Linked DNA regions of Homo sapiens: region 2 is linked to region 1. Evidence: chromatin loops called from intact Hi-C (ENCODE). Cell type or tissue: HepG2. All regions are shown on one strand.

Region 1 (8,000 bases):
TACATTTGTGCATACTCAGTAGCACCTAATAGCTATACCCAGCAGATTCTCCTTCCATACTGGCAGGCTCCCCAACCCCAGTTCTAGAGCAGCTCTAGCTTAGCCTCTAGGTGGGACCCATACAACTCCATTTCCATCAGTGGCAGAGACAGCGCACATGCCCCTGGCCTGGGAATGTGGCTTGACTTTCTCTCTCTGGAAAGAACAATCATCCAGCCATCACATCTCCCTAGCTTGGTCCAGGGTGGTCACCTTCCCAGCTCTACTCTGAATCCTTCATGAGCTACATGCCGGACTATAAGGTGGCACCCCTTGGGATTAAAAAACGAGAAAGTCCCAGCCTCTCTGTTCCTGGAGCTCGCAACAGCGGAACCAGCCAACAGGACATCCACATGGGGACGTACGAAGAGTTCTATCCTGCCTTCCCCTCCATGCCTCGGCCAGTTGTTTCCATCTCAATGGTACCTCCTTTCTGAAGGGTTTTCTTCTGCCTGTTCTTGGAAGTCTATGTAGTCATTCGATATCCACATGGGAAGGTGAGGAAAGAAGCCACGCACAAGGGACTTCAGAAGGGAGGCCAGTCTTCTGAGAGCAAGAGGTGAGGCCTGAGGAGCATGATGTGGGGGAAGAGTGTGGGCTTTGGGTCTGACAGATCTGGGTTCAAGTGTTCGGTGCTGCCACTCATTTGCTGTGCATGACCTTGGAAGACATTGCCCTACTTATCTGAACTTATTAACTCATGTATAAAACATGGATGATAAATAGGTCTCTTACAGCATTGATGGTGAACTCAGTGAACTCAGTGTGGGGGGACTCAATAAACAGTGGTTCTATTCATTACCAACTTTCCTGCCTCTGAAAATCCCCAGCACTCTGTTGTCCATCTTTAGCATTTATCCTGCCTTTGTCTTGCATTATGGGAGAACAGGTACTTGTCTCTTCTGCCACTGGGCCACAGGCCTTTGGAAGGCAGGGATATTCCCTCCCTGTGCCATATCCCTTGCGGATCTAGATGCTGAGCTGGCTCAAGTTTAAGCCCCAGTGACCATGGAGATAATTATCTGCATCAACATCATCGCCTGCCAGTCATCCTGCCAGGCACTGTGTCCCTCCACATACATCCTGAACTCATCTTATCCTCTCAGGCTGTGTTATTATCCACATTTTACACATCAGGAAAATACAGGGCTGAAGAGGAAAAGTAACTTACCCAGCGGGTGAGCAGAAGGGGGCACCCCTCCTCACCCCCAGCCAAACCCCATCCCTACATCCATGCCAACATCTAGAGAGCTCTAGGGTCACTCAAGGCCACACAAGACAGGAATCCTTGCCACATAATTCAGAATTTTATTTCCCTGAGTAGCAAAAAATAAACTGACATGGAATTATCTTTTTCCTCCGCATATGTTATTAAACATTTCACAGGCATTGAAAATGAGAGGAAATCTTGATGTGTGCATCTTTGCTCCTCAGCACCTGGGATGGTGCCTTCCACAGAACTGAGAGAAAATACTGAATGTACAGATGAATATGTGAGGGAGTTGCGTGTGTTTGTTAAAGCCCTTTGCCACCAACATCTGTCCTCAAAATAAAATACTGCAAAGTAAGATGAGTTGCTTTGAGACTACAAACAAAATATATTAAGAACGTAGTCAACCTTTAGTTAACTGCCATGAATGGAGGCTGGAGGCAGAGGAACAGTTAACCCAGGTGGCAGGGGCTGGGAAGGGACGAAGGGAAGGAGAGGAGGGAGGAAGGGAGGGAGAGATAAGAGAAATGGAGGGAAGGAAGAAGGAAAGAAAGTAACTTCTGAGGAACCATCCAGTCTCAGGCACCTAGGGAAGCATGTGCTGATAAAGCATTTCCCTGTTACTTTCACACTCACCCTTGAAGGTGCATCTAATTAGTGCCATGTTATGGATGAGGAGGCAGGGGCTCGGAGAGAGTGCTTAGTTCATCCAAGGATGTCATAGAGTGAGGAGCACAACTCAAGATCATGTGGCTTCCAGGTCCACACCTACTCCCTGACACCTCAATTTGCTTGGCCAACCGGACTCACCAGCTCTCCTGGAGGAGTTGCTCAAGAGGCTCTTGGGCCTCAAGCAGGGGATTCTCTGCCTGGCCCTGAGGAAACAGTGGGCACAGGAGCTGATGCTGGACAGCTGGGCACCTGTGCTCTGTGGGGGGCATTCTCCGTTGCTCCTCAATGTCCCCAGTGATAGCGGAGTCCCTCACAGACAAAAGGAATCTCCATTCCCAATGATCCGTCTCCTCTTCTTTCAATCAGCTATACGAGGCTGTTTCTTAGGTTTTCCAGACAATAACTTCCCTGTTCCTGAGATGCTTTAGTTATTTCTCAGAGGCTTTTCAAACAGCAAAAACCTAGGCAGGCAACCTGTCCTCAATTTGCTTTCCTGATGGACATGCTGAGCCACTTCTCCCTGCCTCCCCACGCCTTGCCTGGCAGACTGTGTGCTGCCCACCTGTTCCAGGGTAAACCAGTATGTGACAGGAACCCAAATGAGCCACAGCATAGAAGGCGCAGCTCTTGGGAAGGGTACAACGCACATCTTCCCATTGCCTGATGCCGCTCAGACAGGAGTAATGGCCCTTAGCATTCCTCAGCGTGATATGAGGGAGGAGGATGGGAGCCTGTGAATTATGCTGATTCAAATATTTTGAGATGCTCCCTGGACAGGAACAAAAGGAATGTCACTAAAAATCCATTTAAAGAAACCATTGCGTTAGAAATCTTAGTAACTATTGGTGTAATCTGCATTTAGTTTACTTTAAGACCTACTTTTTTTTTAGTTTTCATTTCAACATTTTAAACTCAGGTAGTTTTATAGGAAAAAAAACCTACCCAATGAGTAGTAAACCATTTACATCCCTTAAAATAACTTCTGATCTTGATCAAAAGGCATGTTTGTGCAGAATCCTGCAGCCTTTTCTGATGTGACATTTACAAGATGAAAGCAAAGAGCTGGTCTAAAGAGCTGGGGCGACTGTATCAGCTAGAAAATCATGTACAAATCCGAGTTGTTTATCAATGTGGAACCAGAGATTTCAATTCCAGCTTTGCAAGAAGGGAACAAAGGCAAGGACATTCTTCCAGTACAGTGTTTTACTGGCTCCACCTGCATCTCAGGAGCAAGCTTCTCCTACCTTGTAAGTCAAAAATGGAAACCTCATGGATCTCTCTCTCTCTCTCTCTGCAGTACCTCTAATAGCCTGCCTCCTGAATATGTAGATGCAGGGTGAGCAATTCCTTGGTTCCTTCCTTAGTATCTAAGGACAGTCTGGTTGTTCTTATCTTGAATATACAATGAGCCTCAGGAAAAAAAAATTAGTGTTCACAAGGAAAGGAAAATTGGTGGCAGGAGCATAGCCTGGCTGGGCACTTCTGACTTGCGTCTAATCACTGATGAAACAGTGATCGGCTTGTGAAGTGTGGCTTAGGTTTTGTTTGTTTGGTTTTTGTACAGTAAAGTACACAAATCTTAAGTACATAGCTTGAATACATTTTAGAAAATTAACATACTTACATAGCCACTGCTCAGATTAACATACAGAGCATTACCCATGGCCCCCTTTCTAGTCATATGGGTAGTTTTTGTTTCTTAAAACAACTACCACCACCCACTGTCACTAGGTTGGGTTTCTGAACAATAATCAGAAAGTCTGGCTCAAATGAAGAATACAAGAAGTAACTGGGAATCCCAGGGGCAACACCTAATGTATTTCATCAGGCATTAAACGTTTCCATTTCTGTGGGACAGAATTACTCCCACACTCTGATACATCCTTTTTTTTTTTTTTAGCCCTATTGTCAAAGAAGAGATACCTTTAAAAGAAAATAGATTTCCAAATCAGCTCCTATCTGTATGAAGTAAAGCACTGCTGAGAAAGGAAGAGGTTATGGAAGGGAGTGAAAGACGGGGCAGTGCTAGTTCTGCCTCCCCGCAAGGTTGCTCTGAGAGACTTTGTCCCAAACAGATTTCTCCAAGGGTTCGCCAAAGATGGGGGGTGGGGAGGGGTGGCGCCTGCAAATGGGAGGGATCAATCATGAAAAAGATTCCAGCCTACGACGCCAATGCCACCACAGCTGGCCAGTTCTGGTGCTGGTCAGTCCCAAACTGGGGACAAGCTGTGAGGACAGCACTTTACGTTTCCACTAGTAAAATGGGCCTTTCAGAACCATCCCTTGCCAATCATGAAGGAATGGTCTGAGGGTCAGTGAACGTGTCCACATGAAACTACACCACATTTGAAACATGAAATCTGAAGCCTTAAAGTAGGAATGGAAAACTCCAGTGCCTTGGGGTCAGGCAGGTAATTTAAGGAGTACAGCTGGCCAGCAGGGTAGCAGCTGTGCACACTGGAGCAGGAGTGGCAGGTCTAAGGGGTTGGATACTGGGACATCTGTTGATTGTCACCACATGGAGAATGTAGGCTCAAGGAAGCAATATCTTTGTTTTTCTCAAGAGCAACCAGGAAGACATTTTCATGTGAAATAATATAATTCTAAAAATTTGACAGGGAATCTAGTTTAAAAGAAGGGTAACACTGTGGGCCAAATAAAACACGTCAGCAGGGGAATGTAACCCAGAGACAGAGTTCTCAACCACAGGTCAGGACATCCCGGCCTTCCGGTCCAGGGTTCTCAATCTTTATTTCCACCCCATCCTCCTACAGGGATTAGACACGTGCCCCTGGATAGCAGTGGCTTGCTGCGGCAAATAAGAGACACACACTCTGGGCTGAAAATTGCTAAAGTCCCACATCCTTTTCTGTTGTTTGTTTTTAAACAAATTATGAAACCGAGGTCCAGGGAGGAAGAGTGATTTCATCAAGTCCACACAGTGAGGGTGGTGAAGCCTCCCTACTCCCGTGTCCACCATCCGCTGCCTGACCCCTCCCTTGTGGACACAGGTCAGGGTCAGGAGGTGAGAGCAGAGGCGGCAGGAGGCTGGGCCTCATCTCATCAACCTGGAGATTCTGGTTGCCCCAAATGGCCCTCTTACCCCACAAGCCCAAGGTTCCCTGCTGCCAGAGGCTGCTGGAGGAGCCTGGGAGGGCCTGTGTTCCTCACCTGCACATCCAGGTTTTTTCGAGAGGAGGCAGGTGTGTTGGCATAAGAGCTGATGGAGGAGCTGGTGTTGATGTCATCAGTGCTGAGGTTGTCTATGGTGTCGCTGATGCCGCTGCTGACGGAGCTGCTGTCGTCCCAGCTGCCAAGACAAACACACATCCTGAGCACCAAAACCTCAGGCTGTTCCAGCTCAGGCTGATGACACAGACAGACAAACACCATCCCCGAAAAGATCCAATCTGTGCCATGAAGCCCCGGACAAAGCTCTCTTGACTCAGATGTGACTCATCTCCACATCAATCATTGCTGTCTGGGATTGGAAGCTGGGTGAAGAGGCTGACAGATACCTTCCCCAAACTAAGTGCTTCCATAGCAGGGGTGGCTACAGACACTACCCATGTCCTACCCCATTCTCAACTTCATCCTGAGAATTTTATGGAAACCAATTTGTTCCTTCCCAGGCCTAGTGGCAGAGTAGGGGCAGTGAGTCTGGGGACTAGAGCTAAAAGCATGCAGGGAAGGACTCCGCAGCAGGCACCTGTCGGGTCAGAGGGCAGAGCTGCTGTATGACTTCTGCAGACTTCACTCCTGGAATGAAACGCCGAGCGAGGGAGAGCGGCAACAGTTAGGAGAAACCTGTCAACTTGGTTAGCAGCTCTAACTCTAATAATATCCCCAAATACATCTAAAATAGATGTTCTTCATTTCCCAACCCTCCAACCGAATGAGGTCAGTCCCAAGCTGCCTAAGTCCAGTCTCCTAGCAATGGTTCTTTCTTTCTTTTTTCTTTTGTACCATCTCCCCACCTGCCAATACCACCACCACGTTTAATCCAGCACCCAGTCCTATCACCTTGCTTCCAAAACATATCCAAATGTGCAGTTCTCTGCCCCCACTGCCACCCTGCAGTTCATGGTGCGGTCAATGCTGCCTGGATTACTGCTAAAAGGCCAGCTGGTCTCTGTGGTCTGCTTCTGCTCCCTAATGGTCCATCCGCCCGCAGCAGTCAGAATATCCTGTCACTTTACTGCTTAATACCCTTGAGTTGTTTCTCAGGTAATTAAGAGTCCAAACTCTCTATATGGCCCCTCAAGACCCTCTGAGCTTGCCTCCTACCCCAGTCCTGTTTTGCACCCCTCTCCATTGCGAGTGGCTCTGATCACATGCACTTCTGTTCCTTCTAAGCCAAGATTGCTCTCTTTGAGGCTTTCTGTTGCTTGTCCCTCTTTCTGAACACTTGCCCCTGCCTCCTCTCATCTTTCAGATCTCAGCTGAAGAGTTACCTTCTCAGGAAAACCACCCCACCAGCCATCAAGCCTGTCACACTCTGTCACGTCACCCTGTTGCATTTACTCATTTGTTTGCTGTGGTGTAGCAGATATGTAGCAAGTGCTCAATAAATACTTGCTAATCGAGGGCTGGGCACAGTGGCTCATGCCTGTAATCCCAGCACTTTGGGAAGCCAAGGCGGGTGGATCACCTGAGGTCAGGAGTTCGAGACCAGCCTGGCCAACATGGTGAAACCCCATCTCTACTAAAAGTACACAAAAATTAGCCGGGGGTGGTGGCACATGCCTATAATCCCAGCTACTTGGGAAGCTGAGGCAGGATGATTGCTTGAACCCGGGAGGCAGAGGTTGCAGTGAGCTGAGATCACACCACTGCACTCCAGCCTGGGCAACAGAGTAAGACTCTGTCTCAAAAACAAACAAACAAACAAAAAAAAAAAAAAAAACAAAAAAAAAACTTGCTGATCGAAACTTACAGAAGTGAGAAGTCACGTAGACAATAAAGCAGAATTCCAAGATCAGTGTGACACTACTCTAATTGACCTATAGGGGAAAAGGGTATTATTGTTTTTCTATTGTACAGGCAGAGAAAGTGAGGCTTAGAAAAAAATAGATACCCTGTACAAGGTCAGAGGGCTAGGAAGAGACAGAGTGGATCTTGATCGAGCCATTCTGATTCCAGAACCAACTACCCTCTTTACTGTGACTGCAGACAGTTTTGTATTATGTCAATTCTCAGCACACACCAGATGTGACACAGCCCACTTTCTCAGGAGGACGCCAGGCTTGGGAGGCCAGGCAGCCTGGTTAAAGGCCGCTCAGCCAGGAGTGGCAGGTCTGATACCAAAGCATTGACTTAACCTCATTATTCTACCACTCAGTCTTCCACAGTCTTGCTGAAAGCCCTACAAAGTGGCAGCGTGGAACCTGGGAAATGCTGAGTGGTTGAGATTTTGAAAGCCAACAGAACGTCTGCCACACACACACATAACCCCAAAGTTCTAGTTCATTCCAGCAGCTTGGAAGATACCTGCCTGTACATCTTGAGCTCTGCTGATCAGGCAGGAAGACAAAGGCTTACTAAAAACCTGTTTTCATCACCTTCTCCTTCAACACTATTTGGCTTCCAAAACCCAACCTGGAACATCGCACAGAAATGCAGGGGAATGTGAGGGTGGTCCCAAGGTGGGAGGATGAGGCAGGGAGAGTGAGGGCTCAAAAGGGGCTTATTGTGAATGAATCCACAAGGGTCCAGCAGCTCTGGAACTCTGCACACTTCACTCCTGTAATTCTACTTCTTGTGCCCAGCCCTCCATCCTGTTCCAAATTCTTCCTTTAAGGCTTTCTTCAAATACTCCAGCCCACCCACATCATCTCCTACTTTAAATTCCTACATAGTGTCACACATTTCTATTTGCTTCTATACACTCTTACACAGTTTTCTAGCTATTCTCTATACAAAGGGCCGTCCTATCGTCCAAATATATGCAGGGGCCTGCTTAGCGATAACAACTAAGTGCTTATCATGATCAGGCATTGTGCTGGGTACTTTAAATATATTGTTATAGGTTTCTCCAGTCCTCATATCATACCTGCAAGGTAGGTATCATCCTGCCCAT
Region 2 (8,000 bases), 58 kb after region 1:
TCACTGGAGTTATCTCATGTGAAAAGCACCTTCCAGAATGGGTAAGAGGAACCCAGGAAGCTTCTAAGCTACTGTGGCTAAATTCAACACCTCCAATGTTCCCTGCTCCTCCCTTTATGACATTAATGATCCCCAAGGTCACAATATCAACATAATGAGAAATCTGTTGGAGTAAATCAGACTAAGTGTTTGTGCTTGTGCTGAAAATGCAACAGAAGAGACTGAAGTTTTCACTCAACTTTATCATTTTAAAAACCACTCTGTGAATACATTAAAAACCATCAAATTGTATGCTTTAAAATGGTGAATTTTTAGCCGGGCACGTGGCATGCACCTGTTGTAGTCCCAGCTACTTGGGAGGCTGAGGCAGGAGAATCACTTGAACCCGGGAGGTGGAGGTTGCAGTGAGCCGAGATCGTGCCACTGCTCTCCAGCCTGGGCGACAGAGTGAGATTCCGTCTCAAAAAACAAAACAAAACAAAACAAAAACAAAAACAAAACAAAAAAGAAAACCCCAAAAATAAATAAATAAAATGGTGAATTTCATGATATATGAATTAAATCTCAATAAAAATATAAAAAATGATTACAGCTATAGTTAAATAATTATTTGTTTAATTGCCCTTCAATGCATGTCTCTCACACTAAATAGTAAGCTCTTTGCAGGCAGAGATTCTTATTTTGTTCAAATCTATATCCCATGAGCTTAGTACATACTAGGTGCTTATTAAATGCTGTTTTTGTTGAATGAATGAACACATGAATGAATGAAGCCCAAAGACACAGCCATAGGGCTGTGCAAATTTTTTTTGCAAGAACACTGATTACAGGTTTTCTTTCCTCTTAAGCTTTAACAAACTTACATTTAAGACATATGACAAGCAAATTAAACTGTCGATCTGCCAATCTACCCATCATCCATCCATCCAGCCACCCTCCAACAGATAGAGTGACTCAGGGTAGAGTAATGGGTTATGGGCATCCATCCTACAGGTAGCACAAGGAGGAAAAAACACCTACACCAAAATGCCATAACTTTGCCAGAGGCTGGACTTTCTAGACCCCACGTCCTTTCAAGGAGAACTCAGTGGAAGCTCTTCAAAATACCATCTATTACACCATTAAGCAAGGCAGTTAATTTTGATCTTAGCCAAGTCTGCCCAGCCAGTTAGATAAACAAAATTCTTTCAACTGGGGAGATCTTGTCAAAGGACAAACAAACTAATTTTAGCATTCATTTCCCTGCTGGATTTTTATTGCTGGTGAAACAACACACACGGTTGGGTAATTACACACACACAGGCATGTAGACAAGGCCCACATGTACAGAACCCTGGCTTCCTGCTAAGGCCAGACTGTGGGGCCTGGTGAGCATTCCAGACACAGAATGCTGAGAAACGTTGCAGCCCCAGCCCAGCTACACCCGGGTGCAACGTGGATGTATCAGAAAACGACAACCCCAGAAAAGCGGGAAAGCCTCTGAGAAATGGGACTGAAATGGAACTGAACATGTGAGCTGGGCTTGCTGTTGGGAATTCTGACTTTGTTTTGGCAGAGGGGAGGGGAAAGGCAAAGCTAAATCAGGATCTTCTGCCTTCTCAAACTGTAGGAAGAAATGAAAGTCAGGGAGGTGAATGCAACTAGTCTGACAATGATCTAGTTTCAAGACTGCAAGTCTATTTCACTTATCGTGCGCATGTAGAGGGAGGGCAGGCAGAGTGATAAGGAAAATGGGGAACTTACCTCTTCTTTTAGAGATATGTAAACACATGTTCAACTGTTTTTTAAACAACAATATTCTTTGAAATAAATTCTGTTGTATGTCTCTCCTTGGGAGACGGCACAGCACCAGAGACAGAGCTGTGGTTAGAGCCAGCCTCACACTCAAGAAATTAATTTAAAATGTTTCTAAATTATTATCCACCAATTACAATGATTTACAAACAGCTCTGTATATATTTTTAAATAACTCCTGTATTATACAGTCAATGAAAAATATACAAATTTGGGTTTGCTGGACCAAAATTTGTATAGGAATTGGCTATTGTATACATCAATATAGACTGCCTTAACAAAGTGAAGGCCTTAAGAAAGCATAATTTACAGATGAAGCAGCCACGGGTGTGTTTATCTGAAACACTGGCTTTTGCCCAGAAGTGTTAAAAAAGCTTGTGTTTCTGAAGGTTCAGGGAGCCAGAGGACTGATGGCCTCATCCTCCACTTGAGGAGCTTTTATAAGAGGCTCACACTGGGTGAAGAAGAAATGACTTGTCTGAGGTCACAAGCAAAGGAACCAGCTGATCCAAGAACTCAATCTCAGAACACCCATGCCACACTTTCCTTCTCCTTGGAGAGATAAATAATTAGTGCTGGAGCCTAATGAGGTGCTGGTAACATCCTAATGTCTTCTGAGTGGACTCTTGCCTCAGTTGCTAAGCTACTGAACCATCTCCCCATTACCCTCCCGAGTTCTGCCATGATAGGTGGGTGGAGGCGGCTCTCCGCATCCACCTTCTTAAGCTTCCCCAGAGACCCCTGGATGGAAAGAGTCAGAGCCTCTGCTAAAGGGACAAGGTGTCTGTGGGGTGTTTTTCTTGCTTCCCTGGGGTGGCCCATGAGCATCAGGGTTAAGGAACATGACTGTTGTTAGACCCAAGTTGTTCAAATGCCTTCTCTGCCCCTTGCTGGCTGAAGGACCTAGTATACATCATTGTTAGTAAGCACTAATGGTACTAAATGCTCACTGGGTACTGTGTTAAGTGCTTCACATAAATCATGGCATTCAACCTTCAAAATAATCTTATCAAGTGTTATTGTCATCTCTATTGTTCAGATGAGGAAAACAGAGCTGTGGTTAAGATCCCAGCGCAGGCAGGTGAGTTCAAATCCCAACTGTCGCATTTCAGCGCAATTTCTTCTAGTTTAAGTTCCCTCATAGGATTGTGGCAGGTTAAATGAGACAGTGCATATGTTTAGAAAGCCCAGTGCCTGGCATATAGGGAGCACTTCCTAATCATTAGCTGCTTACAGGAGTGGCAAGACCTAGTTCCTGCTCTGGTGAAGCTCAAAACCTACTAGGGACTAAGACATGCAAATAGCTCTACTGCTACATAAAAGTGGTATAACAGATGAATGCATGACTGGCTTTGAGAACACACGGGAGAAAGCGTCGCAGAGGAGTGCTGTTTAAGTTGGCCCTAAAGGGTGCGGAGGAGTTTGCCAGCCAAAAGAGGATCCATCTAGACACATGGATAACCTATGCAAAAGCAGAGAGAAATGGCAGAGGGGAAGGTATGTTCAGAGAAGGGTAAGTAGTTCACTATTGTTAGAACACTGGGATCACAGCTAGGAACTGGGCTGCATGGGACCTGGGGGATGGTTTTGAACATCTTGGATGCCAGGCCTCTGCCTGTAAGATGGGGGATACATGAAGGTACTAATGAGTAACAGGCTCTGGCTTCTGTTTCAAAGAGAACGTCGACTTTTCGATTCTTCCAACATTCTGTATTCAATTTTTGGTGGGCATTTTCTCATCAGTACTTTCTTCTACAGATTTTTCAGAACACACCATTTCCTAGTCCTGTCTGAGTCATCCCAGACCTCTGGGAGCTGGCCAGACTTGAAGGGTAGTCCTCACCATCCCTCCAGTCAAGACAGACCTGTGAAGGCAACATGCCTTTTACAAAAGGAACTTTCTCTACAGAATAGGTTGGTAACTGACACTAGCTATGAAAAAGCTGTGGAATCTAACAGGACCTGCTAGAACAAATACTCCAGACTTCAAGTCTAACATTTAGTAAACAGATTTCTTCCCTTTCTTTAAATGTAATGATGCAACAATGTGGAACCAAGTGAAACTGGCTTTGTGAGTCACCTTCAGAAGCGGCGAAAGGTGGCTTCTCATTTCCAAAGTTCACAGTTCAACATGGCCTGCATAAGTAATACAAACTGACTGCCACTAATCTCACCAGAAATCACCTCTGTCAAGAACTGTGTGAGGAGAGAGGGGACAGAGAAGGAAAGAAATACGTACCGACTTGCTCTAGTCGAGTGCATTTCTAATAGAGCATGACATAAAAAAAAAAAAAAAAAAAAAACCTCTCAGATGCAAGAAATGAAAGAACAAACAGAAAACAAATCAATCCTACATAATTACTTTTCTTCGAAGACACGTCAGCCTGTCTCTATTTTTTGGACACACTTTTGGTTGAAACGTGGACACAGAAACATGGAATAATTACAAATGTGTGTGTAATATTCCTTGCCAATAACAATATAAATATCTGGACGTATATATCAACACATACTTTGTTGCATTAGATTGAAAAAACTAATGGGGGCTGACGAAAAGCCCTTGTTGTTGAGCAATGTCATCAACATCCAGATCCCCAAACATCATATGCTTTCACAGGCCCCTCTACTCAGTTATAATACAGTGTGACATTCATTCTCTGAGTTTATTAGGATGCAAATCGAGTTTCTGGACAGACCTGGAAAAGAATCCCTTTAGTTTAGGGCCTCTGAGAAGACAGATGAATCAACTTCACTCCGGGTCGTAGGAGGATGCACCGGCCAGCGAGTCTAACAAAGCTGCCTGCATCCTTTTGAAAAAAAAACTGACCTTGCTGGGTGTGGTGGCTCACGCCTGTAGTCCCAGCACTTTGGGAGGCTGAGGTGGGTGGATCACCAGAGGTCAGGAGCTTGAGACCTGCCTGGCTAACATAGTGAAACCCCGTTTCTACTAAAAAAAACCAAAAAAAACAAAAAAAAACAAAATGAGCTGGGCGTGGTGGCAGGCGCCTGTAATCCCAGCTACTCGGGAGACTGAAGCAGGAGAATTGCTTGAACCCGGGAGGCAGAGGTTGCAGTGAGCCGAGACTGTGCCATTGCACTCCAGCCTGGGCAACCGGAGTGAAACCCTGTCTCAAAAAAAAAAAAAAAAAAAAAAAGAAAAAAGTTGACCTCTCTGAAAAGAAAAGCAGTGGCCACATTGGCTCAAGGAAGAAGAGAATGCTCTGAAATGCAAAAATATGACTGGAAAAAAAAAGGGCTTAATTTCTCAGTGCGAATTATAAAACTGCAGCACTAAAATTTAGTGAATACTTAAAATTTTGCTAAGGAAACACATGGAAACCACTTTGTCCTCAATGAGTTTTTAGGCATAAATGTTCAGGCAAACGTGGCATATTTATCAAAACCTTTGTCCCCCACGACAAGTTCAGAGACATGTTGCAGTGACTCTAATATCCTACTCACAGCATATTCTTACATATTTTAGAATCAAATAAAGGTGAAATTCAAGCGAAGAACACAGTATTGCCTCTTCCTGATTATGGGTCACCCCAAACTGACACAAGATGAAACAAAACCAACAACAACCTTTGGAGAGAAAGCCCAAGGTGACAATGCCTTTCTCAGTTGGGGTTCCCTGTGGTAACAGGACTTTAACCATAAATAAGACAGACTGCACAATCCACACAGTTAAGAAACAAGAGGATGTGAGGTGGAAGAGGGGTAAGAAATGTAATCTTTCATTTTTATGACTTAGTGGGCAATTCTTCGGACAGACCCACACATCTTTGGCCTTCATGCCTTTGGGGGAATGCTTCCAACAACCGCTGACAGAGGCCAGTGGGAAATGTGACTTAGAGAATCCAACCAGTTTCCTACCTTTCTGCTTGATGCAAAATTGGGGCACCCTTTATGCGATTTCCTACTGTCCTCCAGGACTGTCAGCTCTTCAGGATGTCACCAAGTTGATAGCGACTTGTTCTTTTTAGGAGGATTTGGGAGTTCAATGTACATCGTGAGTAAAATCTTCCCTTATGTCACTCAAGCCTGGAACAGTCTCCTGTGGCCACAACACACACCACCTTGGTTCAGAGCATAGGATGACGTGACCATGGCATATAGACTGCACTGCTGCAAAGTTTCTTCAATGGCCACGAGCCATCCCCCAGGAGAACACACAGTTGAAGGGGCACCAGCCCCTGCTTCTCTGCTGCAAAGTGAGCCAGATAACCAGGAAAACCCAGATAAATCCTCTGGTCAAGGTACAGCAGGAAGTCAAGGCTGCTGCAGAAGTGAACTCACTCAGGAGTTCTGGAGCTGACTCTGGCTAGTCCCAGTCAACAGAGCACACCTCACTGGGGAGTACTGCAAAGATGTTGCTAAGCTAATCAAACAAGGGCTCAGATCTAGCAGGCCATGGGGACAGAGGCAGCAGCAGGAAAAGGTGGGCCTGAGTTAAAGAGGAGTCAAAAGGTCCCAGGGGCCCCCTGCCAGCCTCGCCAGGGAAAACTGGTGTCACAGACTTTTGCCATTTCTACTTCCTAAAGCCAGTGCTGAGGACTGCTTGAAAGAGAGAGAGACAGAAGAGATAGCGTGGGAGTCGCTGTCTGCAGCTCAACTCAACACACGCCTCTCCATCTACCTGCTGCTTGAAATACGGGCCATGGAGCAGTAGTTTCAACATCACCTGGAAGCTGTCTTAAAAAGCAATATCCGAGACCTTCTAAATCAGACTCAACATTTCCATAAACCCCCCAGGTGATTTGTGTGCACACTAAAGAAAAAGAAGCACTGGACCCGGGCAGTGGTCTCTGTAGAGGGGAGCACAGATGATCCAGGAGTGAAAACGCAAGTGCTTCTACGTATATTTATTTCTCATCAAGATCTTTCTGATTCCTATGTTTTTGCACGCTATAGAGTATATGCAATATTTCAATAGCATGGCACATATATATTTTAAAAACAACTACAACCAAATCCAGTTTACAGACCATTATCGAAATCAGAAATTCCTAAACTTTCTTATTAACCTCTTTGGAGAAACGAGTGAAAGCTAGGGACCTCATCTCACATATGTGCAAAATTCACATCCAGCATGAGTTGGCTCACAGACCTCGAGGCCCCACCTTAGCAGTGACTTTGCTAAAACAGGGCAGAAGTAGATCCTGGCTGAGCAGATGCTTCAACACACTCTACAATGATTTCTACATTGCAAGACTTGTCTGTTTGCTATAAACCAATTCCGCAGTGGCTCATGGCATTGCTACAATTCACGTTACCCTGAGTTTTAGCACACAGGCTCAATCTCACCACTGCTTGGGTCTTGCTTTCACCAAACTCCTAGCAGAGAGATTGATCACGTGGAGAATTTCTGTGTGGTGGTGAAACAGGCTACCAAGGTTTGTGTGTCTTTTGCAAAATGCAATGTGACTTTCCACAAGTTTAATAAAATTCCATCTAATACTAATTTCCAGAGCATTTTGGTTGAAAAAGATCTATACGTATATAAAGTCCAGGAGCATTTTAATTTGAAAGGCCTATAATAGCCCTAATAAAATACATACTCCGATGCACAAAGAGCCAAGGATTATAACAATAGTGTACTTATCACCCTTAAACCAATAGAGATATGTAAAATTTTAATTATAATCCATGGCTACGCTTGTTTGAAATGGACGCAGGCAGGGCACACTTCTGAAGAAAGGCTGCACACGTTCGAAAATTGACAGTTCCTGTGTCTGAAACTGGTCTTGCCTGAATTGTCTTTACTGTGGTTCAACTGTCAGTGTGGAATTGCAGCAAATATTTCTAGCATTAGCAGGAAGCTTTTTGTCCACCTTCTGAAAGATGAAACACATCCTAACACACAAGAGACAGTTCTCTAGACAAAGCCCCTTTAAGCTCTTTCTTAGAATGAAACAGATGGTGAAAGGAGATGGACTGATATCCAGGAATTCTCAAACCTCAGAATACAGGCAGATCCTCTGGAGAGCCTGACCAAAATGCTTATTCCAAGGCCTCAGCTTCATACACGCAAGATGTATTTAGTGAGGCCCAAATCTTGCATATTTTTAAAAAACAGACTTTACTTTTTAAGAGATTATTTCTCTAACACTGTACAGAAATTACAGAGTTCCTTTATATCCCCTCTTCCCCCCAACACTTTGCTCTATTATTATGTACACTTTTTTCTTAGAAACAGGGTCTTG

What was found. Hi-C counts contacts between places; a loop is a spot of excess contacts. Peaks named below come from ENCODE experiments on the same cell type or tissue, not always from the same donor. Only the 100,000 strongest peaks of a DNase experiment are listed, where the experiment ranks them.
Region 2: a loop joins it to region 1, with 7 times the contacts of the local background. A loop is called at or near these places in 10 of 110 quality-filtered maps.

Annotation. Positions count from the first base shown.
Region 1 is chr11:20,033,190-20,041,189 of GRCh38, reverse strand. It overlaps NAV2 (neuron navigator 2), which reads right to left. Exons shown (of 38, transcript NM_145117.5): 12 at 5,093-5,231. Among named protein-coding and RNA genes, the nearest start is that of NAV2-AS2, 12 kb to the left of the region's middle. In HepG2, no CTCF peak of the experiment used is centred here; DNase peaks (open chromatin) are centred at 4,799 and 5,319; H3K4me3 peaks cover 396 bases.
Region 2 is chr11:19,974,748-19,982,747 of GRCh38, reverse strand. All of the region lies in intron 10 of NAV2 (neuron navigator 2), which reads right to left. NAV2-AS3 (NAV2 antisense RNA 3) reads left to right here and starts at 1,374. Exons shown (of 2, transcript NR_174949.1): 1 at 1,374-1,511; 2 at 3,553-4,049. RefSeq lists a silencer at 3,471-3,765 and an enhancer at 3,068-4,267. In HepG2, no CTCF peak of the experiment used is centred here; DNase peaks (open chromatin) are centred at 1,277, 3,817 and 6,117; H3K4me3 peaks cover 2,846 bases.